Linked DNA regions of Homo sapiens: region 2 is linked to region 1. Evidence: read pairs that join two places in POLR2A ChIA-PET (ENCODE). Cell type or tissue: Caco-2. All regions are shown on one strand.

Region 1 (2,500 bases):
AAATCAGAGGGAAAAGATTCCAGCTACCATTGCAATTGCTGGTGGCAGTGGGGGCTGGGGAGAAAATGTCATAAGTCAAGAACTTGGATTTTAAGGCATACCTAGGAATGAAGCACCTTAGTCCTGGGCCTGGTACAGACAGATAATCCTGTGTGAAGCTGGAACTCTCAAAGAGTGGCACCCTCAGTGAAAGGACACATAGCAAAAAATCTACTCACCAGCCCAGAGAGGTGACAAGAAAATACATATTTTCTTGTCTATCTGTGTGTATGCATGTATGCACATATGTATGTATGTATGTATTTCTTGTCTGTCTTTATATATGCAGAAGAAAGAGTTAGAAAAAAGAATTTCTGCAGAGTCATTAAAAACCCAGACCTGCTTTTCACATTGCTTTTGACTTTGCTTAATACTCTCTTTGTGGTCAAGAAACACTTAAATTAAGAAGTTAACATAAAAATTGATTCTGGGCCAATGGTAAACCCTAGAGGCACTTACAGGAGCAAACGTAAAATCACTCTGGATACTCCTTCAACCAAGGTCACATGAAGGTCTCATAGACTAAAACAAATCAATGTAAAACAGAGTTCATAGAAAAACAGCGTAAAACACAAGAAAAAAATCACCCATAAGCTCAGTTAAGAGAACAAAACAAGAGCACTGGAGCCTTAAAATCCTGAAACATTAGACTAACATTCTAAAAGGTGATGTAAAATAAGTATTGTTTAAAATAATTACAAATGAAATAAGAAATCAAAACCCTATGATTAGGAAAAAGAGTGTATGAAGAAACAACAGATAAATCTAGAGAACTACCAAAGGGAAATTTTAGAAATGAAAGACATAATCACCAAAATTTAAAGCAAATGGTTAAATAGCAGATAAGACACAATTAAAGAGAAAGAACCAATTAACTAGAAGTTAAAGCTGAGGCTATTTGCCAGAAGGGAGGGAGGGAGAGAGAGAGAGAGAGAGAGAGAATATGAGTGAAAAGTTGAGATATGGAAGATAGGAACATACTCAAAATAGAAGGGAGAGATAAGAGAGATAATAGAAGGGAGGGGGAAGATGACAATGGCTGAGAATGTCCAGGACTGAAAAAAGATGTAACTCTTCAGATTCCAGAAGCATAAGTCCTAAAAGCATAGAGAAAAGCAAATCCACATATAGCTACATTTACTGACAAAGACATACAGACGGACTTAAGAACTCAAAGAGAGGAAATATAGATTACTCACAAGAAAACAGCAATTAGACAGAAGACTTCTCATGACAACAATACAGGCCAGAAACAAAGGATTAATATCTTCAAAGTGGGTAGGAAAATATAAAAATAAATCTAGAATTCTGTACCCAGTTAAGCATACTTGAAGCATAAGATGAAATAAAGGAAGCTTCAGACAAAAAAAAAAAAAAAAGCTGAGAAAATTTAAACTCATAGACCTTTCCTAAAGGAGCTACTAAAATTTGTATTTCAGAAAGAAGAAAATCAAACTCAGGAAGAAATGCAATGCAAGAAACTATTATTAAATGAAAAAGAGTAATTAGGCACAGTGGCTCATTCCTGTAATCTCAGCACTTTGGGAGGCTGAGGAAGGAGGATTGCTTGAGCCCAGGAGTTCAAGACCACCCTGTGCAAGATGATGAGACCCCAGATCTACCGAAAAAAAAAATGCAGTGAGCTGTGATTACAGTGAGCTATGATCTTGTCACTGCACTCCAGCCTGGGTGACAGAGTAAGTCCCGATCTCAAAATTTTTTTAAATCTCACAAGGACAAGGGAAGAAGAGAGAAAAAATAATAAGAGTTTGGAACCTGGAAAGCACGTGGACAGGTGATAACTGACTTAGCAGACCTGAGAAAGCTGACTTTCAAACCAGTAGTAGGGAAAACCAAGAAGCAACATGACAGTAGGATTTCTCGGGGTAAGAGAGTTTTTTTTGCACTGGATACGTCTGAAAGTGGGTGTGTAGGTGAGACTAAACCCAGGACGATTTCTTGTAAGTCTGTACAAGAAGCAGTCAGCATCCCCAATACTGCACAGCGGCCACTGTCCCTCTTCCACGAGGGTGGATGATTGGAAGCATGTTCTCTGAAGAATCATGCAGTGGCTCTCTGGAATGGGGACACCAGATGTAGTCGAGGTGTTCTGGCTATCTAAGGTTGCCTAAAAAACCACCCCAACACTTGAAGGTTACATAAAACAGTGACCATTATATCTCATGATTTTGTGGGTCTGAATTTGAACTGAGCAATTCTTCTGTCCCACCTGGCATCAAGAAAGGTCACTTGGTGTTATCCAGCTGGCAGATGGACCAGTCTGGAGAACTCACATATTGGGTACCATGATAAGAAGAGCTGGAAGGTTGGTCTCAACTGGCACTGTAAACTAGAGCATCTACACATGCCCCTTCACATGGCAGGCTCAGGGTCAGATTTCCTTCATGGAGGCTCAGGGTTTCCAGAAAGGATACTCCAAGACATCCAGGCAGAAGTTACA
Region 2 (2,500 bases), 130 kb after region 1:
TGGGTGTGGGGCTCATGCCTGTCATCTCAGCACTTTGGGAGGCTGAGGTGGGCAGATCACTTGAGGCCACAAGTTCGAGACAAGCCTGGCCAACATGACAAGACCCCATCTAGACTAAAAATAAAAAAATTAGCCAAGCGTGGTGGCACACACCTGTAATCCCAGCTACTTGGGAGGCTGAGGCAGGAGAATCACTTGAACCCAGGAGGTGGAGGTTGCAGTGAGCTGAGATCTCGCCATGGCACTCCAGCCTGGGAGACAGAGTGAGACTCCATCTCAAAAAAGAAAGAAAGAGGCTGGGCACGGTGGCTCACGCCTGTAATCCCAGCACTTTGGGAGGCTGAGGCGGGTGGATCACGAGGTCAGGAGATCGAGACCATCCTGGCTAACACGGTGAAACCCCGTCTCTACTAAAAATACAAAAAAATTAGCTGGGCGTGGTGGCGGGCGCCTGTAGTCCCAGCTACTCAGGAGGCTGAGGCAGGAGAATGGCGTGAACCCGGGAGGTGGAGCTTGCAGTGAGCTGAGATTGCACCACTGCACTCCAGGCTGGGCGACAGAGCGAGACTCCATCTCAAAAAAAAAAAAAAAAAGAAAGAGGGAAAGAAGGGAAGAAGGAAGGAAAGAAGGAGGAGAGGGAGGGAGGGAGGGAAAGAAAACACATGGAACAAGTTGAGATAAGTTGGGACAAACTGGATGGGGAGGGGCATTAGTTCTTCACTTTAATAAAGAATGATAAATTTAATATACTCATTATGGATTTCCCCTATTGTTTAAACCTGCTTTGAATTACGACATCATGAATCTGCATATTAAATTTTAGAAATGTATTTGTTTTCCAATTAGTGCTGGTGTGTATATGGTGCCACAGATTTACAAAGCAGTTTCACAGACATTATCTCATTGGATATATGCAACAACCTGTGATTTAGTGAAAGCAGCTATTCCTATTGTTATTTTAGCCCCATTTTACAGATGTGAAACTGAGACCCAGAGAGGCCGAGTAACTCTCACCAAGTCGCACAGTGAGTGAAACTGAGCCATGGCTCACACTAGGCAGATCCCATCTCAAGCTCGGGGTCATCAGCACTAAGTCCACATTCTTGCCTTGAGTCCGTCTGCTTGTTGCTGTGGTGATAGACACAGCTGTGACAGCACCGACATGCAATGTGTGGAATTTAATGTGAGAAGGCTGGTGAAGCAGCCTTGTTGTCTGGGGTAAATACTAAGGTTTTTGGTGTCATGGCCAAGGAGATTGAGGTTGCAGACAGACACACACACAGTGAGTTTGGAGCAGGAGTTTAATAGGCAAAAGAAAAGAACAGCTCTCCATCACAGAGAGGGGTCCCGAGCGGGTTGCCAAGTGGTAGTAAAATTGTCAGGGTTTTTATAAATGGGCTACTGAGGAGGGGGCTCATGAGCAGAGGAGGTCTTATCCTCCTAGGGTCCAGTGGTTTGGTTGGGACCAGGTGTGCCTTCTATATAGAGCAGAGTTTTTTTAAATCAGCTCTTATCCCATTCTCTGACCACATAGATGGACTCTTATTCTGTGTTTCTTTGTCTTGCTTATCTGGGAGGGAGAGTTTCTGTGTCTGTTCCCACACATCTTCTTGCAGCTGCAGACATCCACCCAAGTCTGTTTTTAGCTCCTCAATCTTACTGCGCCTAAAGGGAAGGAATATGCTTATTAAGACCCACTGTTTTACTGGGGCCCACTGTGTAAATGTGAAGTTTGGTGATTACCCAGGAGACTTCCCCCTCCCTTTCTGTGCTCAAGCCATCTTCTCTGTGTTTTACAGCCTGAACTTTCAGGCTGCTTGTTGTTAGAAGAGAAGTGCTTTTTTTTTGAACTGCATGAGGTTAGAAAGGGAGCTATTTTTGAGCTGCTTTTTGTTAAAAGGAAAGTTTTCTGCTGGGGACTCACTTTACCCTAAATGTCTACCTAAATCATTTCTTTCTGCCTCCTATAACATATTTCCCCCCTCAGGAATGAAATCCATAACTGCTGCTAGGGGAAACTGGGTGACGATTTCTTCTGGCTACTTCCTGCTGGAGAGTGGCGTTGTGTGGGGAACAGCAGCTAGGGCTCCTCCTGGGGTTGATTTAAGGGTCCCTCGTAGGAGGGCAGTTTCATTTTCGGCTCCATTTTCAGCACCATCTGAAGCTTGATGGTTTCTAAGCGAGAAGAGATAAACTTCACAAGGAGGTTTAGAATATAGGTTCTAAATATGAGTATTAAGATTACTATTATTAATGGGGGCACTATAGGCCGTAACCATGACAACAGAGTTTGTTTGATACCTGTGAGCCATTCAGATGGGTTGTGCTGCTGTAAGTGGGTATATGGGGCTTGGCTTTGTTTAGCTTCCTTGGTCTTACTTTCCCAAAAAAGGGAGAAACCCTGGGGTTCTAGTTTACCTGGCAGGATTTGTAGGATAATTGCCCAGAACTAGAACATGTTTCCAGATTTTTCTATTACCGATGCCTTTCTGTTTTCTCT

What was found. Peaks named below come from ENCODE experiments on the same cell type or tissue, not always from the same donor. Only the 100,000 strongest peaks of a DNase experiment are listed, where the experiment ranks them.
Region 2: POLR2A ChIA-PET joins it to region 1 with 7 read pairs; 2 of 35 experiments call an interaction of 5 or more read pairs at or near these places.

Annotation. Positions count from the first base shown.
Region 1 is chr2:69,659,820-69,662,319 of GRCh38, forward strand. It overlaps a transcript of ANXA4 not described here. Among named protein-coding and RNA genes, the nearest start is that of AAK1, 17 kb to the left of the region's middle. In Caco-2, no CTCF peak of the experiment used is centred here; no DNase peak of the experiment used is centred here.
Region 2 is chr2:69,788,262-69,790,761 of GRCh38, forward strand. All of the region lies in intron 3 of ANXA4 (annexin A4), which reads left to right. SMANTIS (SMARCA4 interacting SWI/SNF chromatin remodeling complex scaffold lncRNA) reads right to left here. Exons shown (of 3, transcript NR_164155.1): 2 at 2,004-2,175; 3 at 1,288-1,665. Among named protein-coding and RNA genes, the nearest start is that of SMANTIS, 9.5 kb to the right of the region's middle. In Caco-2, no CTCF peak of the experiment used is centred here; a DNase peak (open chromatin) is centred at 1,120.